Regions from separate parts of the Mus musculus genome. Here region 2 is linked to region 1. The links are chromatin loops, found by intact Hi-C in ENCODE. Cell type or tissue: left cerebral cortex. All regions are shown on one strand. Each heading gives the region's core, and the rest is flanking DNA. Links, peaks and the distances in the headings are about the cores only.

What was found. Peaks named below come from ENCODE experiments on the same cell type or tissue, not always from the same donor. Only the 100,000 strongest peaks of a DNase experiment are listed, where the experiment ranks them.
Region 2: a loop joins it to region 1, with 2.5 times the contacts of the local background. A loop is called at or near these places in 21 of 42 quality-filtered maps.

What each region holds. Positions count from the first base shown.
Region 1 is chr2:164,451,907-164,466,547 of GRCm38, forward strand. It overlaps Sys1 (SYS1 Golgi-localized integral membrane protein homolog (S. cerevisiae)), which reads left to right and starts at 9,065. Exons shown (of 4, transcript NM_025575.3): 1 at 9,065-9,214; 2 at 9,387-9,623; 3 at 11,395-11,462; 4 at 12,452-13,604. The coding sequence starts at 9,462. The coding sequence ends at 12,692. It also overlaps a transcript of Trp53tg5 not described here. In left cerebral cortex, for the core only: CTCF peaks have their summits at 5,291, 8,891 (motif pointing right), 9,580 and 9,782; DNase peaks (open chromatin) are centred at 4,195, 5,196, 9,011, 9,316 and 1 more place; H3K4me3 peaks cover 2,067 bases; H3K27ac peaks cover 1,806 bases.
Region 2 is chr2:164,509,460-164,524,100 of GRCm38, forward strand. No RefSeq gene overlaps it. Among named protein-coding and RNA genes, the nearest start is that of Pigt, 19 kb to the left of the region's middle. In left cerebral cortex, for the core only: CTCF peaks have their summits at 8,584 (motif pointing left) and 11,575; DNase peaks (open chromatin) are centred at 6,659, 8,566, 9,158 and 11,548.

The sequences.
Region 1 (14,641 bases), core at 4,142-12,141:
TTGCCTTCCCATTCTCTTCCACTGAGCTTGCTCCCTTGATCCCTGCTGCAGGCAACACACAAGCAATCATTTTTAAATGGGTTACATTTTAAAATGCAGCTACAGCCCCCCTTTTCTCTGCCCCTCCCTGCAATTTAACACCGAGCAAGCATTGTACCACTGAGCTGCACCCTGTGGTTACAGCCATCTAGCTGCCGAGGAGGAAACCGAAGCTTAGAGGAAATCAGTTGTCTGGGAGGCCTAGGTTTACTTGGAAACCCATCTCTTGGATTCTGGCCCTGGGCTCATTCCACAACACCTTACTGGTGCTGAGTGCTTGACAAAGCCCATCATCTGGCACTTCCTGTGTAGCGGGCACAATGCCATGCAGTTCACATGTTCCGGCTCCTGGACGAGTGTGGCGAAGACTGTGTGACAGTGACGGGGGGGGGGGGGGGGGGAGTGGACATTTAGTTGAGCTGTCCTCAGCCTTCCCGCTTGTTTTCCAAGGCTCCCTTGAAGTCCCCCTCCCTGATTCAACATCTGGTCAATGAGAAGGCAGCGCACCTGTGCTCCAGATGTTCCTGAAATCAGAACAGGCTCATTACAAAGAGCTGCTGCCAGAGAAAACCGTACTAGGGAAAGCCGGGCAGATTCCAGGCAGGGAACTTGCTTGCCTGGTGTGCCTCTGGCTCATCCCTAGTATGGGGTTGCGGGGAGCACAGCTGTGTACAAACCTAAGCCTGCCTGGCTCTCATCTTCTTCCTGTGCCCATCATGGTGATTTTTCCATGTCTCAGGGTCCTGATGTTTTTCTCCATCTTTTTTTCTCCATCTATTTACTGACACCCAACTGTTAGAGATACTCTGACTACAAAGGGCTTGCATTGCCCTGGTTCACAACCCTCACCTTTCAGGATAAATCTAAATGCTACTTCCTCTGAGATATTTTCTGCTAAAACCAACTTGTTTTCCTCCTCAAATTCTTTTACACAATGTCCTTCATCATCATTATCACCATCATCATCATCAGTTTGACAGGAGGTAGGGGTGTGGGTGGCATTTTGTGTGCCATAATAGCTGTGTGAAGTTCAGAAGGCAATCTCGTGGTACAGTGGGCTCCGGCTGAGCCATCTCGCCAGCCTTTACCATACTTACATGTTCACAGCTATGTGTTTGTGTTTGTGCCTGTGTCCTTGTTCCTTGTACACTGCCCCTGTTACACTCTGAGGCCCCTGGAGGAGGGACTCTTTCTGGCTTGCATTCATGTTGGATCCCACAGCCTAGCAGAGCGCCAGCTACTTCAGCTACTTAGGAAGTACTCAGAGAGAGGTACTTGTAGGACATGGCAGGCGAACGAACTGATCTGCTCCACACTGTGACCTCTTCACTCAGGTCCCCTGGAATATGTCCCTCTGTTCATGTCCCCCGATGCCATAAGTTAACAGGAGCAGGTGCGGTTACCCGCTGCTCCGTCTCACCAGCCCCTTCATGCTTTTCATCACCTGATATTAAAATATGACATCACCGCCTGCCTTGCTTGTCTGTGGCTTCCTAAAGCTAGAGTGTTCCTCTTGGTTAACTTCGTTCGTTCGTTTACATCAGTTCCTGGCAAACAATGGATGCCTAGTGAATGTTTATCAAATGAATGAGCGACTTCTAAAAAAAAAAAAAAAAAAAGTCTGAGTCCTTACAGTTAAGAGCAAAGAGTCATTTCTAGGCAGAGACAGGGAGTTACCTCTAGGACAGGGTCAAGAATCAAGCTACGAGCCCAGGCATGAAAGCACATGCGGGTAATCCCAGCCCTTGAGTGGCTGAACAGGAAGATGCAGAGTTTGAGGTCCACCTAGACTACATAAGGAGGCAGCCTGGGCTATCCAATGAGGCCTTGTTTCAAAACCAAAGTAAACCAACCAACGAACCAACCAATTAGAAGAAGGAGGAGGAGGAGGAGGAGGAGGAGAGGAAGAAGAAGAGGAAGAAGAAGAAGAAGAAGAAGAAGAAGAAGAAGAAGAAGAAGAAGAAGAAGAAGAAGAAGAAGAAGAAGAAGAAAGCTTGTCATTCGAGGGGAAGGCAATTGTTTGAGAATATGTTGCCTGCCTCTTTTCCTTCCCAAGGTGTCTTAGATATCATTAACTCGGATAGGTAACCCCTGGAGCAGAGTCCGGTATTTAAGAGAAACAATACCAGCCAACTAGAGGCCCAGCCACTTACTGGCATGCCTGGCATTATCCACCCCTTAAGAGATGTTTTGCAGAAAAGTCTCCGTGATAAGGCTTAGAAGACAGAACCCTCTCCCCCTGGCCCTCTGTGGTACAGGGAAGAACTGGAAACTCGCAGGCTGCAGGCAGACACAGACTCTCCACACTTCTGAACTGTATTACCCGTTGTTTTGGTTTGCAGCACTGGCAATGGAATCCAGAGTTTTGCACATGCTAATGGAGTGCTTTACCTCTGAGAGATGCCTCTAGCCATTGTGGTGCCTAATTTTGATCCTGCCTGCTGAGGAGACATACCTTATGCGGCTGGCTGACCTTGAGTGATTGCCCCCTCTGAGCTCCAGTCATCTGTGAAATGGGGACAATATTTATGCTCACCTTGCTGGGGGGAGGGGGGGTGAACATAGACAAGGTTATGTAGGTCAGAGTTTTTTTGTTGTTGTTGTTTGTTTTTTGGGTTTGGTTTTTTTTTTTTTTTATGTAAACTGTAATGTCCAGTGGACTCTGTGGGGAAGAGGTGACTTCGTCTAGAGTCGAGCTGACTTGGGTTGGAGTTCAGCGCTGCCCCTTTCTGGAGGCCTCTGGGTAAGTAGCACCCTTCTCTCAACCTCAGGTTTCTTATCTGCTACGTGAGAATACCAATAGTGTGCCCTACTCGAAGGCTTGTTTTAGAAATCAAATAAGGACCAAAGGAGATAAGAGAAGCCTCTAACATACAGTAGGCACCCAGGAAATGTCCCTTCTCAAATGTGTGCACACACATAGCCCTTAATGCAGTCAGGGTAACAAAGTATTCTCAGTTTGGAGGAGAAAACAGGCAGCCAATGAGCAACCCCCGCTCTCGTTTCCATTCTAAGAAAGGAACTCACTGGCCAAAGTCCAGGACAGTCAGTGATGTGGAGAACAGGAACCCATGCCAACCTCCCACACGGAGTTTCCAAAAAGTGTGAGCGCAGCATTGCGTAACCTGTCCTAGGACGTGCCTTCAGAGAACTTCCACAAACTAGTCCCCAAAAGGAAACGTGAGCAGAGCCGTGGAGTAACCTCCGGAGGGAGGAGGATGGGAGCTGAAGTGTGGGGTTGAGATTGGAGAGAGAAGCCGCTGGCCCTGGTGCCACCAGTTTGTCCTCTGAGCTATGCCAGAGGCTGAGACAGGAGGATCACAAGTTCAAAGCCTGCCGGAAGTACAAAAAGAATTGCAGAGTCAGCCTGGGCTACATAGTGAGACTCTCTGCCTTCAAATAAAAGGTGAAAATGGAGACAAGGAAACTTGTCCATGAGACATTCTCCAGGTATGCACAAGGCCTTAGGTCTAGACCTCAGTACTAAAAGATGGACACAGAGAAAGAACCATATTTATTGAGCTTCTACTATGTCCTGGGCTCCAGATTAGTTCTGTCTGATACTTATTATAGTAAGATCCTTGTCTCAATCCTGAGAGCTTAGGTATTTCCACTCCCACATTCCAAAGGAAGAAATAACTGCAGTAATGAATCCTGCCAACATTTACACAACACTGACTAGTTATCCGGCTAAGAACACATTTGATCCTCAGCACAGCCCACAATAGGGGTGCTACTGTGATCCCTGTGTTATGGAAGAGAAAAAAAAACAATAAGATGGGGCGGGGGAGGGGGTGAAGTAGGTTCCCCAAGGTTACCAAACGAGGCAGTAACTGGAGCCAGGATTTGACTCCAGTCCCATGGGACCTGAGTGGCTTCCCAGGGTGGATCAGAAGGTGACCCCAGTACTAGTTGTCCTTATATGCTTGTAGTTAGGCCCCCATATGGGGAATGATGTAAGTGACCAAATGACCAGACACTCAGAGGACAGTTTGTCCCAGCTGGTGGCTGTTTGCCACTTCTGCCTCTGACCCAAAGTTTGAATTTCATTCATAAGTTTGTAACCACAGACTTGGCAGTGTGGGAAGAGCCCTTGGGGACCAGCTATTCTAGTCCGACTCCCCCGTATTACAAATGGAAAAAAACCCTAAAGCTTAGTGACAACCATGGACACATCAAGGTCACAGAAAATTTTTCGGTTGGATTGGGGGAGTTAGTTTGGGGTCAATTAGAGAGCATCTTCTAGGGTTGCCAAATATGTAGCTCTGACTCACTCTTTTAAAGTTGTTGTTGTTGAGACAAGGTATCTCTATGTCTCCAAGCTTCCTGTAACTTCTGATCCTGTCTTGGCCTCTAGACTCCAGAGTGTACGGATCACATGCATGTATCACTATGCTCAGTTTGGGATTAGCTTTAAATGTATAGATTTTGGACTGAAGTGTAGCTCAATAGCATAGTGTTTGTATAAATGTAGGAGGCCCTGGGTTTGATCTTTAGCACTGGGGACACACACACACACACACACACACACACACACACACACACACACCGCCATATGCTTGTAGAAGTTGGGCAGTTCACTTCTCTTAGTCTCTCACTGTGTGTGTCCCAGGAAGTGGACTCAGGTTTTTAGGCTTGGCAGCAAGTGCCTTGGCTTGCTGAGCTAGCCATCTTTCAATCCTGACACTAATCTCTACACTCAGCTTTTGTAGAGAATCCAAATATGCCCTGTTTCTTAAGGAGCTCAGATGGGGCCCACCAGGGGACTTGCCCAAGGTCAAATGACAAGTCAATGACATTTCCTGGACCCTTTGATCAAATGTCAAAAATAAGCTAAGGAGGCTGTTGAAGAGAACTGTCATGGGTCTCTTAGCCCCTAGTTTCCTTGCTGGAGTCAGGTTAGGACATAGGTGGCCTTTCCTCAGACTCAACAAGGTAGGAACCCAAAAGCTGAACCCTCAAAGGGAAAAGGAAACAGCAGGGCAGGAAAGGATGTACCCCACTACTGGGGCTTTCCCAGAGGCAGGCTCTGAGCTGCAGGAGTGACATCAGACGGGATCTGTTTACACAGTCGCAACGCTACCGTGAGTCCTATCTCAGGATGAGAAGGAACGCTCCCGTGGGGGATGAGATGGGGTGGACCCTAACCCAGCTGTGGTGTGAAGGGGATGGATCAAGTAAGGACTGACCTGCCTGAGGGAACTAAGCAGGGAACTACATTTCCCTGCTGATCTTTCTCTAGAGCTCCCCCATCTGTTCCCTGATCTGTGCTTCCTAGGCAGCGTGGGGGAATTTATGGCTCCTTTTTCTTTTACTACAGTGCCACCCTCTTCTTCCTTCTTTCTTTCTCCTGTCATGTGGAAAGGAATTTGGCGCTTGCAGCCACGTAGCCTTTGTTTAAGCCCAGTCTAAGTCACCTTCCTCTCCCTCCCCCTCTCCCCCTCTCTCCCTCCCCATCTCTCCCTCTCCCCTTCTCTCCCTCTCCCCTTCTCTCCCTCTCTCCCTCTCTCCCTCTCTCCCTCTCTCCCTCTCTCCCTCTCTCCCTCTCTCCCTCTCCCCCTCTCCCTCTCCCCCTCTCTCCCTCTCTTCCTCTCACCCTCTCTCCCTCTCCCCCTCTCTCCCTCTCCCCTTCTCTCCCTCTCTTTCTTGTTTGTTTGTTTTGTTTTTTGTAACAGGGTTTCTCTGTCCTGTAACTTGCTCAGTACACCAGGTTGGCCACAAACTCAGATATCCTCCTGCCTCTGCCTCTCTGCCTCTCTGCCTCTCTGCCTCTCTGCCTCTCTCTGCCTCTCTGCCTCTCTGCCTCTCTGCCTCTCTGCCTCTCTGCCTCTCTGCCTCTCTGCCTCTCTGCCTCTCTGCCTCTCTGCCTCTCTGCCTCCCTGCCTCCCTGCCTCCCTGCCTCTGCCTCCCAAGTGCTAGGATTAAAGGTATACACCACCACCACTGCTTGGCCAGCCTCGGTTTCTTCACATTCAGCTGTCTTGGGCTATGAGATTTCCATCACTCATGTGTGTCCCTGACAGTCTCACAGACACTGAGTTCTGCAAGTCTGTGAACTGGAGGAGTCTGAACACTTATGCTGAACTGAACTGAGGTGCCTCAAAGATGATGGAGCAGAGGAGTGGCTCAGCAATCCTCAGACTAGAGTCCAGGTGAATTATTTACAGTTTCCGACTGTAAGAGAAATCACGTGCCCTGGCTAGAGCCTTGTTTCTTTACTTTTGTCGAGAGTCCTAGCAATTCTAAGTGGTCACGTGACCATCGCTGCTCTTTGAAAAGTCTGATTAGCAGCTATGTGGGGCCTTCGGGAAAGTTCTTAGACAGTGTCGATTAGATGTTGGAGAATGTTCATTCACTCCAACTCCTCATTTCAGAAATAGGGAAGGGCTGGTGAGATGGCTCAGTGGGTAAGAGCACCCGACTGCTCTTCCAAAGGTCTGAAGTTCAAATCCCAGCAACCATATGGTGGCTCACAACCATCTCACAACCATCCGTAAGGAGATCTGACTCCCTCTTCTGGAGTGTCTGAAGACAGCTACAGTGTACTTACATATAATAAATAAATAAATCTTTAAAAAAAGAAAAAGAAAAAGGGAAGCTGAGGTTTAAAGAGGGGCGCTGCTTTGTAGTCACACTGCTAGCAAGCAGCAGAGTCAGCGCGAAAGCCCACAGTCTTCCTCAGAAGTGTTCACTTCCCTTCCCGTGCTCTTCTGTGGAAGTGGGGAGCTTGGGTCTCTGGGAACAGAAATCAATTCAGTCATGGATTTGCCTTTGCCCTTTTCTGTTCTTGATTCATTCAGCAAATATTTGCCAACTGTCCACTACTCACTCTCAGAGAAGGCGGAGATCGAAAATGAATGTGGAGGCAGGCAAGGTCATGGCGTGATTTCAGAAGCTGTGCTTTCTTCTCATTGGATGAGCCACCTCAACACCCACTCTCCTGCCATCAAATGTAGCCGTGTCTGAGCACAGGGCAATGTCTCATGTGTCCAAACCTGCCTAGCCTCCAATGGACACAAACCCACCATTGCAATCCCTGGAAACATTGAATTATAATGTCTCCTTTGCTGCAGTATGGCACACACTTTTAATTTCAGCACTTGGGAGGCAGAGGCAGGTGGATCTCTTGTGAGTTCCAGGCCATTCTGGTCTACAAAGCAAGTTCTAGGAAAGCCAGCAGTGTGATTACACAAAGAAAGAAACCCTGTCTCGAGAAAACAAGAACCAAAACCTGTTTTGCCATTAACTTTATTTAATTAACTAATTTATTTATTTTAGGTTTTTGATTTTTTTTTTTTCAAGACAGGTTTTTCTCTGTGCAGCTTTGACTGTCCTGGAATTCATGCTGTAGTCCAGGCTGGCTGCAAACTTACAGGGATCCACCTGCCTCTGCCTCCTGAATGCTGGAATTAAAAGTGTGCACCACTACCATCTGGCTAACTTTATGTTTTTAAGAGTGTTTGTTAGCTGGGCAGTGGTGGCGCATGCCTTTAATCCCGGCACTTGGGAGGCAGGGGCAGGTGGATTTCTGAGTTTGCGGCCAGCCTGGTCTACAGAGTGAGTTCCAGGACAGCCAGGGCTACACAGAGAAACCCTGTCTCCAAAAACAAGAACAAAAACAAAAGACAGTATGTTGCCCCTCTTCTCTGACCTTTAGTTTAAACATGTGTATAATGGGAGCAGAGGCCAAAAGAAAAAAAAAAAAGAGCCTGAAAACTCTGTACTAAAGAAAGAAAACACTGAGAATCTAAAATGAAAATAGTCATTTTTTAAAATGTATTATTTCCTTGGGAGTCCTTGGGAATTCCATGTGGGTCTGGAATATAGCAAGTTTCAGACCATCCAGGGCTACATAGTGAGACTGTAAGACCCCTGAAGCTGGGCCTCTGCTCAAGTCCCAGGATGAGTTGGCCAGCACCCCAGTGACCCGAGAGAAAACCACACCTGATGCAAACTGCAAGAGGTTTTATTATTAGGTAGCTGAGGATGAAGTCCCTCTGCTGTGCAGGGGCTGGGAGTTGACCCTGAGCGGTGACAGTAGGGGGCTTTTAACAGCTAGCTGGGGAATTGGGAGGAGTTGGGAGGAGAGTTCTTCTCTTCCGGGTGTCCTTGGTGAAATTTACAAGGCAGGAGTGGGGAGTGAGTTCTTTCTGAATTTTTATCTCCATGTCCTCGGCACAGGAAGGCAGGCATCTCTGGTTGTAAAGTATAGAAACAAAAAGGCTTTTTGCTGGCTATAGAGAACAAAGAGCTTCTTTCTGGCTGTATTTTAGAGATCGGGGGAAACAAGCTTGGGGAACGTCCAGGGGCTTTACCTTCCAGGGAGAAACGCTCTAAGTCGGGGTCCCACGAGACTCTGTCTTTAAAAAAAAAAAAAAAGAAAAGTTCCCTTTTGTTAAATTTAAATTGTTGCCGGGTGTGGTGGCGCATGCCTTTAATCCCAGAACTTGGGAGGCAGAGGCAGGCGGATTTCTGAGTTCGAGGCCAGCCTGGTCTACAGAGTGAGTTCCAGGACAGCCAGATCTACACAGAGAAACCCTGTCTCGAAAAAAAACAAAAAAAAATTTTTTTATATTGTTATCATTGTATTTCTATGAGTGTGATAGTCAGATGATAGCTTACAGGAGGCAGTCAGTTCTTTTCTTCCAACATGTGAGTTCAAGATATAAAATGGTCGTCAGTCTTGGCAGCAAGCATCTAGCCCTCTAACCATCTCACCATTCCTCAGTGAATGCTATTTTATTTTATTTTTTATTTTTTATTTATTTTATTTATTTTATTTTTAAAGTCTAGACCTTCCACCCCTTTCCCTCCTAGGAATGGACCTGCTGGATTTTAAAAATCTCCCTCTAGAGGGCGCGCAAGACCCACGGTTTTGTGCCTCATTTCCGTTTGCCTTCATCCTTCATCTTACGCATGTGCAGAGTTTATTTCCGGGCTGCTCGCAAGGGCCCCTTTGGATGGCGTGTAGGGTTCATCCACTGCGTCTGCGCAATGCCCCTCGGTTGCCGTCCCCGGAAGCTCTCCCTTCCCAGGAAGCCGTGGGCCGCAGCTATTCGGCCTCTCTAGGCCGGCGGGTCCTCCGCTCCATGGTCCTGTCTGTCAGCGCTGTGTCAGGAGGCCAGTGCCGAGGTCCGGTCGCGCTCCGACGCTTCGACCCTCGAGCCGGTCGCGGGTGAGTGAACCCGGGAGGAGCCCGGCGGTCGGAACGGGTGGGTCCGCCCGCCCCGCCTCTCCCACCCGGGAATGGGCTTGCTCCCGGGTCCCAGGCCCTCCTCCCTCCCTCCCGCGCCGTTACCAAGGCGACGGCCGGCCCGCCGGCTGCAGCTCCCTGTGTCTTCCCGCAGGTATCCCGGCGGCCGCGGGACGATGGCGTGGTGGCACTGACAGGCGCGGGCGGCTGCCGAGCCCCGCGGGCCGGCATGGCGGGCCAGTTCCGCAGCTACGTGTGGGACCCGTTGCTAATCCTGTCGCAGATCGTACTCATGCAGACCGTCTACTATGGCTCTCTGGGCCTGTGGCTGGCGCTGGTGGACGCGCTGGTGCGCAGCAGCCCGTCCCTGGACCAGATGTTCGACGCGGAGGTAAGCTTAGCGGAAAGGAGTGGGGTTTTGTGGTGGGGCACCGCCGAGCTCTAAATCCGGCTGGGCCAAGTTCTCATTTTGTGGACACTTTTTTTTTTTAAGAAGGGATTTCAGTGTGCGCTCCCCGCGCGACCCCGGTGCCCATCTGTAAAACGGAACGACGAGAACAGGGAAGGAGATAGAGTCTAGGAAGCAAAGTAGTGATCTACAAAGTTCACGCTCAGGAACTGCGCGTTCGAGATACAAACAAGCAAAATCTCATAGGGTTTTAAAGAACCTTACAGTGTTGTGTTGGCTGCCTATGCGCTTAGCCTCGTAGCCAGCTCCGCAGCTTGTGGCTAGAGGTTGAACACACATGGCAGATACTACAGTCAACAGACTTGTGTCCCGGGCAAACATGATGTCTCTTTCTTGAAACCCTCTAGAAAAATGACTTCCTTTCTCCCAGCTGAGCTTGTCAGGAGCCACAGTAAGAAGAGGGATAGACAAAAGGGCATCCGTAATGATGAAGTGGAAACTGTTAAGACTTGGTGTCAGATAGGTCCCTTTAAATTCCTCTCTGCCCTGTGACTTGGGCAAATGTTTCCTCTCCCGTCTGCAATATCACACTGTTGGTACGAGGTGGTGAACTGTTCAAAGAGCCTGCTGTGCTTAGGGTCCAATCTAGCTGAGAGAACTTGAAGAGTTGTTTTGCCTTTCCAATCCCTTTTATCCTCTGCAAAGTGAGCAGGATAATCCTGTCATGTTACCTATAGTAAAATGTTAAAAGGCCCAGAGGGGTTTAAGAATAAGAAAATGCTTCGTGCCGGGTGTGGTGGCACACGCCTTTAATCCCAGCACTCGGGAGGTAGAGGCAGGTGGATTTCTGAGTTTGAGGCCAGCCTTGTCTATACAAAAGTGAGTTCCAGGACAGCAAGGGTAACACAGAGAAACCCTGTCTCAAAAAAAAAAAAAAAAAAAAAACCAAAATGCTTTGTGAGGTATAGTGGAAGCCTAAGAGGTTGCTAAGAGGAGAGACAGTGATAGTTGATATGAACAAAGTTCTTGGTTCGGGAGACCTGGGATGGAGTCCTTGTGTTTGCTACTGTTGTTTGCATTGGCCTTTGGGTAACTAATTCTGTGGAAAGAGACACTAGGAGCTTTGTGAGATCATGGATGTCAAAGGCCTTTGCAAGCTGAAGTATGGCACAGGTATTTAGTATTTGGTAGTACTCTGTCAACAATAAGTATCTCAAACATAGCAGATGCTGAGTAGTGGCACCTTGTGGGTGACTCCATCCTTCTTGTAAGGGCCAATGGGAATCAGGCTTTGTTGCAGAGTGGCCTGATGTCCACAGCCTGAGTTCAGCCGACGGCTTTGGAAGGATGAGATACTAACGGGCTTTTGGTCATGGTTATTCAACTCTGCCCCTACAGTGTAAAAGCAATCCTAAACAATATGTCAGAAAATACTGTGAACTGTGTTTCTGTGAAGCAGAAGCCTGACCTGTGGAGCCACAGTTTGCTAAGGAGATTTCCTAGACTTGATTCTTGCTGTCTAGACAAGCTATTGCCTCAGGCAACTTCCCTAAACTCTTGCATCTTTTGTAAATGGAGAATAGTAGTCTCTCCCCATATACCATGAGGTTCAAATGAGATCCGAGTGGATGCGTGTGAAGAGAGCATGGTGTCTCCTGTCCTCTGAGAAGAGTGCTCGTGCCATCGGCTCTGTGCTGGGATCCTGGCTGTGCAAAGCCACCTCTAGCATGTCCCCTTTGTGATTCCCCTTCAGATCCTGGGCTTCTCCACCCCTCCAGGCCGGCTCTCAATGATGTCCTTCGTCCTCAACGCCCTCACCTGGTGAGTATCACCAGCTCTACTATCTGTCTTTCGGGGTCTAACTTCCTAAACTTAAGCATGAGGCAGGCTGGCACTTCTTCTTGGGAGTAGTAAGATGGGTCAAGAGTGTGTTTCTGTGGCCTGGCCCCGTCATGGTCTCCATTGTTGTTCTGAATTAAGTACAAAGCTCAGCTGTCACTGTATGTGCCTGATGGCGTTCTTTAATGTAGTGTGAGGTAGGGAAAGAATGACGCCAGGCACCGGGAGAATTGGCTTACACTCTTCTCCTGTGCCATCGCTTGAGTTACTTTCCTCTTCCTCTCCTGGCCCCAGGCTCCCTGTGTATACCAGGGGTTGGACTTGTTAGCATCCTAGGTCTCTTAGGACCATTGCTCATCTTTTAAGGATCAGTTTAGCATAGGGACCAAGATCTTAGACTTAAGAGCAGTCTCACTTGGCTTTGAACCTTACCCACTGGTATAGTGACTTTGGATAGTTTATCTGCAATTTGGTCATCAGTAAAGTGGGGCGAATCCAATCACTTAGCTCATAGCTGTAAAGTGCTGTTAATTCATAGGAAGTACTTCAAACAATATCTTGTCCTTTATATTCGGACTTTACGCTGATGGTGGGGAAGTATACAGATTTCTGGCTTTTCTTGATTAGTGGGGAAATGGATTGATTCCAGGCTGTAGTAAGATTTGCCTAGATGTACGTAGCTTTTGTCTGCATTTTACGTAGACCATGTATACTTTCCAGTACCCAGCAGTCTGAACCATTCCTGGGTAGCTGTTTGTCATCAAACTCTCCACCCGACCTCCCTCTGTCAACCACTCTTGATCTTACCCAGTAGGTTTCTGTAGGCATCTGATTAGGATGACCCTTGCTTCTCACTTACCGTGCTTGCTTCTGATCATCATGATGTCATCCTAACTGTCCCCACTTCCCCAGAAACCTGATGTAAGGCCAGGACAACCCAGTGACAACTCGCTGCTATCCTCTCCCCACAGTGCCCTGGGCTTGCTGTACTTCATCCGGCGAGGGAAGCAGTGCCTGGATTTCACTGTCACTGTGCATTTCTTTCACCTCCTGGGCTGCTGGCTCTACAGCTCCCGTTTCCCCTCGGCGCTGACCTGGTGGCTGGTCCAGGCTGTGTGCATTGCACTCATGGCCGTCATCGGGGAGTACCTGTGCATGCGGACGGAGCTCAAGGAGATCCCCCTCAGCTCAGCCCCTAAGTCCAATGTCTAGAGTTGGGCCCTTTGGACACTCTGCTGGCACTTGGGCCCCATCACCTTGGGCTGCTCAGACCTCCAGATGGGGTCTGGCCCAAGTCTGAGCAGAACCCTGGAAATGTGAAGTCTGTTGGTGGAGAGATAATGAGGTCCCATCATAAAGGCAGGTAGCAGCCATGATCACAGATGTAAGAATGGCCTCTGTCTGCCAAAGCCTTGATATCTGGAGGCCAGTAAGGGACCTCATGGAGGGTAGTGGCAGATTTGGAACCATGTCACATGAGCCATCATACTGTCACCAGCCTGTTATTTTAAAAAGAAAAAAAAAAAATCAAGGATATCTGATTGGAATAAACCACTCTTCTCGTTGTCTGTCTTATGCCCATGACAGCCAGTACCTTTGCTGTGTTGCCAAACCACAGGGATTCTCTGTGGAGAAATACCTGATTTCTGGGTCCATAGCCACAGAAAAAGATGTAGGTACAGAGTGCTAGGCTGCTGACAGGACGTCGAGGGGAGGAGGCATCAAGCACAAGAAAAATGCATGGCCGTGCCGTTAGACACACACACACACTTTTGTGTGTGTCCAGGACCCATGACTGTCTCCCTCCAGTTCCCTGTATGGACTCTGCCTTGCTGTTGTCACTCAGCACAGCCAGAGACAGGACCCAGAGAAAACCCCAGCATCCCTCCCAGCCTTCCCTTCATAATAAAAGCCATTGTCTGCTCTCTGGAAGTGAGCAGGCAGCCAGCTTCTACTGGACCTCAACTGTGGCAGGAGTTTCTGTTTGCTGTCTTTTGAGTTCTGTGATAGGGAGGGTGTACTAAAGGTGCTGGAGGCTCACCCTGCTAAGCTTTCTTCCAAGTGGTTTCCTCAGGAAGGGCTGGCAGCTGTCCTTCCTAGGTACATAAATACACTATTTTCCAATCCTTTGGCTTGTACTTAAGTCATTGTTGGGACCAAGAGAGATCAACTGTGCACAAGAGCTATAAATAATTAGTATTCCTTCATTCCTGAGCCCCAGAGTTATTTCTCCAGGTAAAATACTAAATGCCAGAGTAAGTGTGGTAGCACTACCTTGCCCTAAGACTTGGGAGACTGAGGTATGGGGATCATGAGTTTGAGGCCAACCTGGGCAACATGACAAACTCAAGGGTTAAGAGTGAAGCCCTGTCTCAAGAAAACAGGCAAAATAACTATATCTCACCCTCCACCTGCAGCTGCCTCTACAGTATCTGGTGTAAACTGCCACACTCCCCCACCCCCACCCCCCAGAGACACACACTTGTGATTCCTGAACTGTGGCATACATTTTTTTGTGAAGCCTCTTTGGTTTCTGGAGCTTGTCCAAGCTAGCTGAGGATCACAGCTAAGATGAGTTTTGCTTCCTGCACAGAGAGCCCTTCTTGCCTCTTGGCTCTGCTCGGTAGAGTGAGAATCTGAGACTGAAAATATTCAAAGGCTAGGTGAGCTAGGGTGAGGCCCGGGGTTAACCCGGGGTTGGGGCCACACTGGCTGCAGGGCCTGGGCCCAGCTAGATTGGTGGGTTTCCTCCCTAACACAAACTCTGAAGACATACGTGACAGTAATGAATGATTTCAGCAGTTGAGTGTGGCTGCTCCCTTAAGCTGAGGATTCTGTTGCTCCAGGCAGGAACATCTCTTATCGGTTTCTCTTAAAGGCTGTGCCAGCTTTTCCTGCATAGGTTTTTGTTTTGTTTTGTTTTTAAATGAGAAGCCTGTGTCCTTTGACTGCTAATTTGATTTTTAGAAATTGGAAAATCACCAAAGGAACCAAGGTGGATTTTTTAAAATTTCTTTTTATTCCAATTAATATGATGACTGAGCTGAGTAACAGTTGATTAAAGATTACATAACCTTCCCCAGAGGACAGGGAGACAGGTCTATCTCCATAGCTAACTGGCCATCCCGCCTATCTGAAGTAACAAGTTTCCAGTTCAGGAT
Region 2 (14,641 bases), core at 4,303-12,302, 58 kb after region 1:
TAGACCCAGTGTTTAAAACACAGAAGAAAACAAAGGCCGGGCATATTGGCCAGTGCCTTTCCTTTGAGCACTAGAGAGGCAGAGGCAGGTAGATCTCTGAGTTTGAGGCTAGCCTCATCTACATAGTTTCAAGACAGCCAGAGCTACATAGAGAAACCCTGTCTCAAAATAAGAAAAAGAAAACAAAAATGTAGGTGGGTGGCACTTGTGGTGGGGAATGACAGCCAGGTTAGAAGAGCTTGAAATGGGCCTGATTTTTCTCCCAGCATGTCAGCTAGAAATGGCCTCAACATGCTGGCTGCTCCTGCATGTATGATCGATTGCCTCTCCCAACATTGATTTACACAGCTGCCCTTCTCTACCCGCGTTTTCCATTTGATGGCCAGAATCCCCATCCCTGAACTTGTCATAGTCCCTGTCCCACCCGAGATGTGCTCAACCACTGTCTCCTGTCAGTGACGTTCATCCCCTTTGCACCAGTCCAGCCCTTTGAGGTGTCTGGTCTTTTCTTCCACGTCCGGTGTGCACCTTCAGAACAAATTCAGAATCTGACAGCTTTGTGTATGTGGCACATATGGAAGCTAGATGTTACGGCAAGTGTCATTCCTCAAGGTCTGTCCACCTGTGCTCTTGTGTTCTGTGTATGTTCTATCTGCATGTATGTCTGCATCACATGTATATGGTGCCCGTGGAGACCCTGTGACGGGTTACAGATAGGCCACCGTGTAGGCTCTGGAAATGAAAGCCAGAGAGCAGCCTATGCTCCTAACTGCTGAGACCTCTCTCCAGCCCACTACCATGTTTTCTGAGAAGGGGTCTCTCCCTGGGTTGGAATTGGCCGAGAAAGCTAGGCTGGCTAGGCAGCAAGCACCCACGATAGGCCTGTCTCCTCCTCCCTGGCTCTGGGAGTACATGAACATGCCACTGTAGCTGTCTTACATGTGTCGTAGGGATAGAGCTCTGCCCCTTGCTCTGACTCCCGCCACCTCCCAGCCTTCCTGACTTCTTCCTTCAGGAGTGTTTCCTAGCACACCCTGTTTGTAGTTGCCTCCCAAGCCCAAGCTATTTCCTTTCCTGACTGTTTTCCATTCTACGCTACCCTTTCTAGCATACTGTGAGCGAAACTGGTACTCCTCAGCCGCAGTGACTGGACAGTCAATAACTAGTACTCTTCAGCCACAGTGCCTGGATGGTCAGTAACTGGTACTCCCCAGCTGGAGCGCCTGGATGGAATTTGCACTTGGAAGGTTGGAGGAATGTGAGATACCTAAGGTCCTGCAGAAAGCTCCCTGCTAAGCAAGTCAGGCCAGCCAGTTGTCAGCTCTGGAATTCCTGAAATGAAATTTTGAGTGTATGTGTGTTGTTGACAAGGACCAATACTGTAGACCCTTAGGAATTGGCAAACCCGTCCTCAGGTCCAAGTCTGAGTGTTGACCAGTGTGTGCAACTTCAGCTTCCTTCTCCCAGAGGACTGCAACCTGAGAGTGCTCCCCTACAGAGACCTCCTACTGAGACGAGCTTACCCCAACCGGTTCTGTCCTGAATAGACAGGCTGATGTGGGTCTGGATTGCTGTGGAGTGGTTGCTGTGAGTGTTGCCCACCACCTTAGCTTCCCTCTCCCTCTCCCTCTCCCTCTCCCTCTCCCTCTCCCTCTCCCTCTCCCTCTCCCTCTCCCTTTCTCTCTCCGTGCCTGCCTCTTTTCTTCATTCCCTTGTTCAGCCAAACTTCCAGTTCCAAGCTGAGCTGCATGTGGCTCCTGGCAGCCCTGCCCTGCCAACACCGGAGTGACGGGACTTGGGGACAGAGCATTTCCTCTAAACTCTCTAAGCTGGTGTGCACCTGACCATGGTCTTCTCCAACAGTGTAGCACAAGGCAGTGGTATCTGGGGAAAGGGCTAGGGGTGCCCAGTCAGGCACTTGGGCATGGTGAGCCAGGCTAGAAGATGGGGTAGGTGGGAGGAAGAAAGGAAGGCTTCTGTCCCGAGAACTCTCAGGGAAGGACTAGGGAGGATGAGGCCCTGAAGACAGGGAGTAGCTCTTCACAGTTTCTGTTTACCTTGTAACCTGCCTCCATCCTCTTCATTAGACAGACGTCAGCATCTTTCACATGCCTGCCAGGATAGTGCAGGACACTATAGTGGGTTCCTTGTGGACTATAGGAGTCAGAGAGCTCTGTCTTTGCTTCTGTTCATCAACCCCACCCCCACCCCCAAGCACTAAGAATCTACGAGTATTAATTTAGAAGAAGAAGAAGGGCTGGAGAGATGGCTCATCGGGTAAGAGCACTGACTGCTTTTCCAAAGGTCCTGAGTTCAATTCCCAGCAACCACGTGGTGGCTCACAACCATCTGTAATGAGATCTGATGCCCTCTTCTGGTGTGTCTGAAGACAGCTACAGTGTACTCATATAAATAAAATAAATCTTTAAAAAAAAAAAAAAAAAAAAAAAAGAAGAAGAAGAAGAAGAGGAGGAAGAGGAGGAGGAGGAGGAGGAGGAGGAGGAGGAGGAGGAGGAGGAGAAGAAGAAGAAGAAGAAGAAGAAAGAAGAAAGAAGAAAGAAGAAAGAAAAAGAAGAAAGAAGAAAGAAGAAAGAAGAAAGAAGAAAGAAGAAGAAGAAGAACAACAACAACAACAACCACCCTAGGGAATTCTATGTTACACGCTGTGTTCTGTCTTGGAGCAGGTAAGCTGCCAGGCAGGGACAGTCACCAAGCACTGGCCTCTTGTTGAACAGAGGCTGACCACGTACTGGACTAAGCTCCTTACAAGTAACTCTCTTCTCATAACAATCCTATGAGGTATTATGTTTGTTTACAGATGACCCTAAGGGCTTAAGGATCCTTAGTCTGTGAGAAATGGGGCAGGGATTAGAGCTCAGACAGCCTGATTTGTAACCCGTGCTCATACCACCGCAGCCCCTTCAACAGGAGAGTGAGCCACTACCCTAGGTAGAAAAGAAGGAAATGCCTATGCTAAGCCAGTAAATGAGAATGTTCTAGCGAGGTCAGAAGGAGAGGGAGAGGGAACTAATTTGAGAGGCACAAAGCTGGCAACAGCTGCCCCTGCTGGGTGTTCTCAGGGAAGGAGGCTCACGGGGGGGGGGGGGGGGGGGGGGGTGCGGCGGCAGTGCAGGTCCTGTATAACCAGAGTCTGAAGGGATCGGCCATGGAAAAAACCCCTTCCACCCACAGCAGAACCGAACAGGAGGCACAGAGGTCTGGATTGAGGCAGGGCCTCTGCCTGGGCAGGAAAGGCTGGGAGACAGAGGAAAGGTGGAGCCACCCTTGCTTAGCTTATCTCATAGTTTCCAGAGTCCGCTTGGTCTGTGCTCCTGCCTCTGGTACCTCCTCCTCCATGAAGCCTTCGCTGTCCCTTTCCGTACCTTCAGTGGTCATATCTTCAAACGGGCTTCTACAGTCATGCAATAACTAGTTCACTCACCCACTGGTCTTTCTGGATTTCTTTTTTTCTATCCATTCTACTCAGTCAACAAATATTTATCTAGTATTGGCTGTATGCTAAGCAATGTTCTAGGCACTGGGGACCTAGCCATGAACCACGAAGGGAACCTCCACACTCAGCGAAGGAGGCAGATAGTAAACACATTATGAAAAAGATTAAGCAAGATGCCTGTGAGGTCACACATGGGAAAGGCCTCCAAAGGGGTGACAGCAAACGGGTAGATGGGGCTCCTGTCTATTTGAGTCAAGCATCTCAGCTTGGGCTAGATCCACAGTAGGGTTCCATCCTCTCTTCACTCCCCTTGGAGCCTAGGCCAGTGCTCTTCCTGGTGTGATTTCACAGGATCCAGTGTGGTCTTTGGCAAATCCAAGAGGATACCAGGGCATGTATAATGTGTAACATTGAGGAGTAGCCCCAGACACCAGTGTCATCCCCAAAGACAAGAGTGTCATGGAAATGACAGCATGGAGTCCCCAGTTCTGGCTTCCGTTTGATCTGATGTAGCTGTTTCCCAAGCAGCAAGAGCAAATGGCTAGACCAGGTGCAGGACCAGAAGCGGTGATTGGGAAAGGGAGGGATCCCCATGCCCGGTCAGGGCAAACCCACATTCATTGTCAAAGAATGTAACAATGGCCCTTGTCCAACCTTAGAAAGAAAGGAAGCTGACTCACGGATGAGCCCTGAGGACATTATGCCAACTGTGGGCGGAGGAGTGGAGTCCCACCCAAGCTCATGGAGACTCCCCGACCTTCTTCCACTCCCTCTGCAGGCTCTTCTCACACGTGTTTCCTGCTAGGCAGGAAGAGCATTCAGGAGCTTGGAATGGAACGGCAGGTGAAAAAACAGTAGTTCAGGCTCTGGGGAGAGTGCAGACTCTCCAGAGCAGAGCGCAGTTCATCCTGGCTCCTAGGAGACACCCCTCCCGCCCACCTCTCCTAGGAGGGAAATTTGCTTCTCTGTCTTCATCATCTTTCTGAGGGCAGTGAGGGTTTGTGGGTAGGGGGTGGGATGAGACAGATTTGATGGCCCTAAGAGCTGTGACAGCTCTAAGTCATTTTCTGGGATAGACCCAAGGCCCTGTTAGAGTCTCCCGTCAGCTCTCTTGGAGTACTAGAGGAGACAGGTTCAGAACAATCTTGGCGCGAAGGTGACACAGCAGCCATGTTGCAGCCAAGGCCACAGTCTTCAACTGCACGTTGCCTTCATTCTCCACAGAGGACAGACAACCAGTAGTCCTTTGCTGGCCGATTGGTGGCCTGTAGCCAGAACAATGAGGTTGGATTGTTCCTCGAAGCCCTTTACACTTGTCGTCCTGTGGGCTCCTTACTTCATCTCTGCCACCGCATGGCATATCATCCCTGCCAGGGTAGCCATCCTCTGAAGGTCACATGGCCATTATCACCGTCACCACCACCCTCGCATGTTTTAAAAGCCACGACTGGAATAATCCATCCTGCGACCACACCTTAGTAACACATCTCTCCTTCCCATCCTTCCCACCATCACCAACTTGTGGCTTTTGTTTTGTTTCAGTGTGGTTTTGAGACAGGGTCTCAAGTATCCTAGGTTGGTTTCAAACTCACCATTTTAACTTCTGATCTTCTTGGCACGGTCTCCCGGGATTGCAGGCCAGTGCTACCGTGTTAGATTGACGTGGTGTCGTGGATTGGGCCCTGTTCACGTTATACCTTAGCAATTGAACTGCAAGCCCAGCCCTGTGGTGTTAACATCTGCGCAGCACCTCTGCCCCCTCACCAGCATCCACCGTCTTAGCCCCCGTATTACTCTGCACTTCCTGGAGAATCCACCCAACAGATGCAGGACTCTAGCAGATTTCCTCGGCCTCAAATTGTTGGCACTGCGCTGGCAACTACCGTGGGTGAAGTTCCCACTCACTGGACATCCAATTGTAAAAGTACCGACAGTGACTGACAGCTTTTATCAGGAGCCCACATTAAATAAGGAAGGGCAAGGAGTGTGTGTGTGTGTTTATAAATCATTGCAGGTTTTTTTTTATTTCTTTAGTTTTATTCATGTGTGTGTGAACTTGCATGCAGATGTGTATACTGGATGCATGCCGTGTTCAAGGCCAGAAAAGGATGTTGTATACTCTGGAACTGGAGATCCTATTGTGAACACATTGTGAACTGCCAAGTGGGCGCTGAACCCTGAACTCTGGTCCTCTGCAGGAGCAGGCCAATGCTGACTGCTGAACCTTCTCTCCAGCTGCCCTACCCTGCCCCACCCCGCCCCAACCCATGCTTTGTTTGCCTTTCCTTTCCTTGTCTTTTTTTTTTTTTTTTAAACCTACTGGTTAATTTTTCTTTCTGAGCCCCTTGTCTTTGTCAAGCTTTGGCCTAGACCATACTTTGCATTATCTAACTAGCCCTCCAGAGGACATATTATTTCCACAAAAGAAGAAACTGACCTTCAGAGAAAAGTTTGTTGATTTTACAAAAATCATAAAACCTATTAGTTGAGGAACTAGTTTTAAATCCAAATACAAGCCGGATAGAGACCTGAAAATCCCAGCTACTCAGCAGGCTGAGGCAGGATCACAACCACCAGGCAGAAGACAAGCTGCTGAATTCTGGGATATCAGTGGCTCATAGTTCCACGCCTGGATTGGGGCCTGGAATATACACCTGCCGCAGAAGAAGAAGTGGCCCGATACCCCCGGGCCTCTGGGAAGAATCTCGCTTTGCGTTTTCTAGATGAGCAAGGGATGCGAGCTGAGCCAGAGGAACGGGACTCCTTGTCCTGGAGGTGGGGTCACTGCCTTTGGAGGAGCTTGTGATGGCTTCTGAACAAATTTCATAATGCCAGCCTCCTCCAGCGAGCCAGTCTTCAGACTCACTATTGTAGATGAGGTTGGAAATGGTAAGTGACTTCTTGGGGCCTCAGTTTTCCTGTCTGCAAAGTGAGTGGGATAGATAGGCCCCAGAGGGAAGACAGGATAACAGCAAGGTCCTGAGGGACGACAGGACGCCTCCTGCCCTTCTGTTATTGTTGGTCTCCATCCAGAGCCTCCCATCCAGTTGTCTCAACATCCCCGGGAGAAAAAGCAGCTCTTTGTGTTTGGTTTATTTAATTAATTTTGAAACAACGTGTTTATTGTCTTGCATGAATGGCCGTACTTATTTTAAAGGCTCTGGCCATACTGACCGGCATTAGCCAAAGCCCCAGCTGTGAGCTGGTACAGATCTGTTCTATGGTTTCCACTCACCAGACTCATGCTCGGTACGGACAGTGCTACCCTGGCCTCTTCCTTATTCCAACTGGTGTCAACATGTTCCCTGTGATGTCCCTGTCCTGAATCTGAGGTCTGCTGTTCTCATGCCTGCCCCAGAGCGCAGTCTGATGGCTGCTTCTGCAGGCTGCTCTGTAGCTTAAAGGCACTCTGGAAAAGGGGTGTGAGTCTCAGCTTGGTGGGATTTAGAGTCACCTAGGAGACACACCTCTAGACGGATCAGTGGTGTCAGTGAGGGCATCTTCAGAGAGGCTTAACTGAAGCAGGATGGCCTAGGGTGGCACTATGACAAGGGCTGGGGTCCTCCATGGGGTAGACAGGAGAACGGGAGCCGAGCACCAGCAGCAGTTCTGCTTCCTGACTAAACCCCATGTGATCAGCCACTTCTCACTCCCGCCATGCCTCCCCCATCCTGACGGACTGCATCCCTTCAAACTGTGAGCCAAACGCAACCCTTCCCTGAGTGCTTTGAAAGATGAGGCACTACAGAGGGCATTCCACGGCGTGCCTTCTCCCTGTGGTGCCTTGTCTGGGCTGAGCCTCTTCAGTGTTCATTTCTTCAGTTGGCTGCTTTGGGCTGTGGGCCAAATTTTTCACAGGCATTTCCTTCCACTTTGAATCATTCAGTCCAAACTTGTAGCCCCGGGGGAAACACAAGCCTGTATCATTTTATCTCAGCTGAGACATTGAAAGATTGAACGGTGACAGCGGCTGTGATTTTCTAAGGATTCATCATTTTGTACTCGATAAACGGACACTTTCCTCTGCTTAGGGACTTTCCCGTGATAGCTATACTGTGTTCACCTTTCGTTCCGAGCACTGATCTGACATGGGACCAAATTCTGAATATCTTGGGGCCTCTGTGCTCTGAGAAAGCTATGCAGCCAGAGGAGGCCACACGTAGGTATTCCTGGCAAGAACCTTTTTATCTCTGTAATAGGAGCCCCTGGGTGTGTGAGGGGTGCTCTTATAATCTTGTGGTCTGGGAGGAAGTGCAGAGCCAGGTGCACGCTGCAGTGGCCTTTGAGCACCTGGTGCCTTGGGATACTGAGTTGGTGATGCAGAGTGAATGGGAGACGGGAGCAGTCCAATAAAGGGAACTGAAAAGCAAATAAATAAATAGAAAGAAAGAAAGAAAGAAAGAAAGAAAGAAAGAAAGAAAGGAAGGAAGAAAGGAAGGAAGAAAGGAAGAAAGGAAGGAAGAAAGAGAACTTTCTAAAGATTATTGCTAGTTTTTAAATTCTAGGGACCAAACCAGGCCCTTAAACATACTAAGTGTATACTCCTCCATTTAGGTACACCGCTCTTCTCTATAAAGATCTTGAGGGTATATTTTGTAGTCCTCTATGTTAATAATCAAGTATTTTAAAGAATCTTTAAATTTGTTAAGGATCTGTTTTCTTTTGTTGTTTGTTTTTTGCTTTTGTTTTTTAAAGAGTGTGCCTGTGAGTGCTTTGCTCACAGAGGCCAGAAGAGGGAGTCAGATCCTTGGAGCTGGACAGTTATGTGTGTGGATCCCAACCAAAGTCTGAGCCCTCTCTCCACCTCCCCAGCCCCTCCCCACCTCACCCCTGCTTTGAAGATTTTTAACAGTTCCCCCCCCCCCATACTCAGAGGGACCTGAAAATGGAGGTGAGCCCGTCTCTATGAGATTTTTGCGTGTGTGTGTGTGTGTGTGTGTGTGTGTGTGTGTGTGTGTGTGTGTGTGTGTGTAATGTCGTCCAATAAGATTCACAGGAAGCCCACTAAACAGTCAGGACCTAAGAGGCTGGGTGGATTCTCCTCTCTGCAAGTTACAATCTCCTCACGGGGCTTTCTAATGCGGGGTGGGGTTTGTCGCCCCCTCCTGGTCAGACTGGGGAATGGCAGTCCCCTCAGGCTTTGCAGGACCCACTGAGGGGACCAGAGGCTGTCAACCAGCACCAAGTGGGGCTCCTCTGCCATCAGAGGAGTGCTTGAGCTGGCTGCAGCCCATCTCCGCAGCCTCGGTTCCCCAACTTTGGTAGACACCTCATTCTTTCCATCCGAAGCAGGTTGGTTGGCGGCTCTGAGGCTAAGGGAAGAGGTGGAAGTATCCCCGCTCTGAAAACCGCGCTGGCTTTCTGTGCCTTAGGTTTCCTCATCAGGCCGGCAGAGAAAAGAGGGATTTGCTGTGTTGGCCTGCGGTAAGATCCAAACTTTTCTCTTGGGAGCTGTGAATTATTTATCGTTTTCAACTGCAGCCCTCTGTGTTCTGTAGTCTCAAATACCTGTTTTAATATTCAGGGGGTGGGGATGGGTGAGTGTTGCTTTTATAAACCCCATTTTGTAAGCTCAGAGGCTCAGGCCCCAAGACACTAATCTGCCAAGACTCCAGGTCCACTTGACTGTCTTTTCTCTTTCTTTCTAAAGCTCCAGGACAATTTTTATTCGCGTTTGAGACGAACACCAGGCAAGCAAGCTGTAAACCTTGGCAGCTGCCCAGAGGAGGGAGATGGAGGAAAGAAAAAAATCACAGGGCTTGAAAGCAACCTCCTGGATGGAGGTGGGGGTGGGGGGTAGCTTCAGAGAAACAGCGAGGAAACCCAAGGAAGGCAGGGCCAGACTTTGGGAGAAGAGAAAGAAGTTACATTTCCCAGAGTGACCCAGAATGCTCAGCTCACAGTGGCAACCCCACTGTGACTGACCACTTGGGCTGTCTTATCTACCATTTTTTTTTTTAATACTGTGAATGACAGTTCCTGGAAAGAACTGCACGTTCCTTGGAGCCTTCTGCAAGGCTGATGAGCTGCTCAGAGCCGCAGTGATGTGGAGCAGTTGGAATGTGGCGAGTCCAGAATCAAGCTATCCTGGGGCATCTTTTTGCTCCCTTTATGGCCGTTCATTATACTCCTCTGCATATGACTTAACAACTTTGTGACCATTAGGTAAATCCTTTGGAATGTATGAATAGATCTCTACCTTAGCTTCCAACCAACCAAAGGGCAAAGAATGGCAGCTGATAGCATCTGAGGCCTATGTGGTTTCCCCTGCTTTGCCGTGACCCCCTTACCTAGTGTTCTTACCAATGCCTTTGCAAGTGCTTTGATTTATGACTTTGTTTGTTCTGTTGCTATAAAAACGTCATCGGACGGTTACCACATTCTGTGACTGGCCCCCAGAACTTAGCACAACTGACACCATAGTAGAGGCGCCATACTGATCTTAAAACCTAGCACATAGGCCTCCCAAACCTGCCAAAGTCGGAACAAAGACCTAATCCATCAAAGACCTGGCTCATTGTTCAGAAAAGTCCCTAAAAGAACTAACCTTGCTTTCTGGCTGGCTGAAGTGTGACAACCTGGATGATGTAATGTTGTGCATAAAAGACCCAGCAAGGGCTGTTAGAGTCGGGCTGCATGGTTTGGGCAAGTGGTTTGTGCAGCTGCCAGCCAGCAATAAAGACTACTTTTCAGCTTTAAGAGTGTCCATATGGGGGCTGGAGGGATGGCTCAACAATTAAGAGCACTGACTGTTCTTCTGAAGGTCCTGAGTTCAAATCCCAGCAACCACATGGTGGCTCACAACCATCAGTACAGCTACAGTGTACTCATATACATAAAATAAATCTTTAAAAAAGAGTGTCCATATGGTAGTCTCTGGTGGGCTTGCCTTGTAACAGTTGGATCATGGAGTTTGGGGTATCCCAAATCTGTATTGTTGGCTCTATAATAAGGTAATTTTCTTCCTTCCTTCCTTCCTTCCTTCCTTCCTTTCTTTCTTTCTTTTTTTTTTTTTTTTTTTTTTTTGGTTTCTCGAGACAGGGTTTCTCTGTGTAGTCCTGGCTGTCCTAGAACTCACTCTGTAGACCAGGCTGGCCTCAAACTCAGAAATACACCTGCCTCTGCCTCCCAAGTGCTGGGATTAAAGGCGTGCACCACCACCGCCCAGCTTGCTCGCTCTTTCTTTCTTTCTTTCTTTCTTTCTTTCTTTCTTTCTTTCTTTCTTTTTTCTTCCTTTCTCTCTCTCTATTTCGTTCTCCCTTTTTTTTTCTTCGAGACAGGGTTTCTCTGTATAGCTCTAGCTGTTCTGGAACTCACTTTGTAGATCAGGCTGGCCTCAAACTCAGAAATCTGCCTGCCTCTGCCTCTGCCTCCTGAGTGCTGGGATTAAAGGCGTGCACCACCACGCCCAGATTTTCTTTCTTTCTTTCTTTCTTTCTTTCTTTCTTTCTTTCTTTCTTTCTTTCTTTCTTTCTTTCTTTCTTTCTTTCTTTCTTCTTTTCTTCTCTCTATCTCTCTTTCTTTCTTTTCTTTCCTTTCTCTTTCTTTCCTTCTTTCTTCCTTCCTTCCTTCCTTCCTTTCTTTCTTTCTTTCTTTCTTTCTTTCTTTCTTTCTTTCTTTCTTTCTTTCTTTCTTTCTTTCTTTCTTCTCCTCTTGCTCTTCTTCCTCCCCCTGAGACAAGGTTTCTTTATGTAGCCCAGGCTGTCTTGGAACTTGCTCTGTAGACCAGGCTAACCTTAAACTCAGAGATCTGCCTGCTGCTGCCTCCCGAGTGCTAGAATTAAAGGCAAGTGCCTCCATGCCCACATCTGCAAGGTCAGAACCTGCATGGAAAGAGACCTCAGAGGACTCTTACACATCTGTGAAGTAAGTGCTTCTGCTGAGCCTTTTGACCCCAGCAGCCAGAAGCCTGAGCCAATGAAGAGCCAGGCAACAGATGTGACCCTGCCTCCTCTCCTTCCTCACTCCTCCCCAGTCACACCAGTTCCCCTCAGCTTAAGTTTGGAAAGTCTTGTCAGCCCTCTGGCCACACAAGAGCCTGGCCAGGTCAGGAACAAGGCTTGCTTCTGCTCTGACGCTGCATCAGTTCTTGTCCTTTTGCTCACCCTAGTGGCCGGGAAGGGTGACACCAGCAACCCATGGCTCACCTCTGTGGTCAGAAAAATAAGGGTGCTTCTCTCCTGGGCTGATCCTGCAATCTCTGCTCACTCTTTATCCATGCACATCTTGTAGGCAGGACAAACTGTAGGCCAAAGGTTTCGTGGGTGGGTTGGTGTCCCCACCATCCAGTGGAAGTCATGCGTGGCTACAGGAAATGGCTGTTTCAGGTTCCATATCCCCTATTGATATGAGCCCCCCACCCCCATAGATTCCTGGGAGTTTCGTAGGAGACAGGGGAAGGAGGGGAAGCTGAAATCGGGATGTAAAATTAAAAATTAATTAATTAAAATAAATAAATGAAATGAATAATAGAAACGAGGATGCTTCTTGGACTCAGGAGGCAAGGGGAGAGCTTGGGGAGAGTCAAGCTCTATCTGGATATTTAAACTTTTAAATATTTAACCCATCCATCAATTAACTTTGAAGTGTATTCTTTCTCTGTAGCCTAGGCTGGAGAGGCCTGCAACCCTGCTTGCTTTAGTCTCCCAAAGGCTGAGACTCTTAAGTGTGTACCACCAGTTCCAGGTTCTCCCTGGACTTTTCCTGGAGAATCAAGAAGTTTTAGCTCTAAGGACACTTCAGGACTCTAAGAAGTTTATCTAATCAAGCACTCCTCAGAAAGCCTAGGAGGACCCCCAGCTTCCATCCGAGGCTGTCTGTATTCTTTGTCGCTGCCCTTCCCTGGCTGCAGTCCCTCCCTTGAACCTCACTGTGGTATGATAGAAAATAAAACAAAACAAAAGAGAAGAAAAACAAATATTCGAGCTCTGTCACCAGTTCCCAGAAAGGTTCTCCAGGGACTCGCCGCATTTACTGGTTTGCATATGCTAATGAGATGACTCAAAGCTGGAGCTGAAGAGCCTCCGGATGTGGGCTGGTTGCTGAAAACCCGCAGACAGGTGGTTAAAGCTTTAGCAATTTCAACCCCGCCCTTCATAATCTCCAAAGAAGCCCTGGACTCCTGAGATGGAGTTCAATTACCAATAGCCAATGAGGGACGCAGTCATACCTACGTAACAAAACCTCAGTAAAGCCCCTAGCTTGTGGGTTTGGAAAACCTCCAGGTTGGCAAACACAACCCTGTGGTTGGAGGGAGGCGCTCCCTGGAGACACCGTGGGAGCTCCCTTGCCCCGTGCGTCTCTACATCTGGACTCTTTTAGAGTTGTGTCCTCTAATTGTAACCTAGACACTGAGCGAAGTGCCTTCCTGAATTCAGCAAGGGGATTATCAACCTGAGATGGCTTGTGGAACCCCAACTTTTAAATACTCAATAGTCAAAACTAAGACTAGCCCCTGGTACTCACAGTGGTACCTCGTAAAAGCATCTGGCTTGCCAGTGGCTCAGTTTTCATCACCCAAGGCGGCAGAACTGTGTGGCGGCCACTACCTCAGAGACTGAGAAGAGTCTTAGAAGAGTCTGGCGGTTTCCAGCTGCTTCCTGAGCCCTTGGGCTGTGGGGTGGAGCCTTTGGCCGTGCATGGTGGCACACGCCTTTAATCCCAGCACTACAGGAGCCGTGGGAAGGAGCTAGTGAGCAAGCTGAGAATGGGGTTCGGTACTCTAAATCCAGGGACCTGCCTGGAACAGTTTTCTTTGGTGTGACTTTATTTAAAAGTGGAACCTAATGATGACAGAAGTCCCAAAGCCACAATCTCATAAAAAGCATGGATTTCAGTCCTTACAAAAATAGGACATCTTCAAAATTCATGGCAACCATTTCCCCAAGGCAATAACTGTTCCTTTAAAAGTATCGATCTGCTAAGGCTGTGTCATGTCTGTGTTCTATAAGTACTTATTCGCTTTTTAAAAACCTATCACTCGTGTGTATGCCTGTGCAATGTGAATGCATGTGCATTGTAAAGCACAACTCTGAACGTTGTAGTGGCAATTTTTTTTTTCCAGACTGTCCACAGCAGCTGATTGTGATTTGCCTCGTGCTCTAGCAAGGGCAGAATTTTTCCAACTGTAGATAGTTTCTGCAATTGTGTGATATTTGGAATTCTAGAGCCCCAGTAGGTGGGGTGGTGGGTTGTTGGTTGGTTGCTTATGGTTGTTGTTGGTCTCAGTTTGTTAAGTAGTCATACACAAAGAAAAAGAAAGAAGAAATCGGATATCCTGAGGGCAAGGATGAAACTTCCTCCAAGGAACTCCACATCCCAATCAGCAGGAAGTAGTCTAATGGTAACATCACACCCTTTTTCTTCTATCCTGTTTTCTCTCCCCTCTAGTGTTAAGGAGTTGAAAGGGTGGGAAAGGGGTGAAGGGTGAAAGAAAGAAGAACCCATAAAGTAGCAAAGGCTACAGAAGATTCATTCTCCTTTCACTGTGTGCCATGGGAGTCAAGCCCAAGTTGTTCAGTGTGGGAAGCAGGTGCGGCTGCATGGGCCAAGATGGCACTCTGGCCCATTGCCAGACCCCGTGAACCCCGCATGTTTACTGCCTTGCCTGAGCATGCGCAGTGAAAAAGCATGCATATTCCTCGTGATCCGGATCTGTCAGCCTATCTGTGACCTACCTGAGCTCGTGCCTGGTGTGTGTGTGATTCTGATTGGATGAGGTGGTGTGGAGCAAGATGAGGTCAGTTGCCGTGAGTATAGGAGAATAGCCCTTGCTGCAAGAAGGAGGAGTAGAAGAGGCTGCTGGGGAAAGAGCTGTAAGGGGAAAAGCACCAAGTAAAGAAGTTGCTGCGTGAACCCGCCTTGGTGTCTGTGTCGTTCTTATCTCTGTGGGTCAGAGACAGTGGCAAGTGGTGGCCCGTACAGGGAACTCATCGTGTTGGTCAGCAACAATGGTAAGTAAAGAAGCCTTTGAAGTTTTTGGTAAGAGCAGCGGTAGGAAAATTTTGGTAAGAGCAGCGGTAAGGAAATCTTGGTAAGCAGCGGTAAGTAAAGACAGGCTTCCCAGAAAAAAGGGGATGGAGCATTAAGGTTCTCAGGAATACAGACGAAGGGAATTAAAGAAAGCACAGGTCTGTCAAGTTCCCGGGGGTGGGGGTGGGGCGGGAGGGACGAAGCATTAAGGATCTC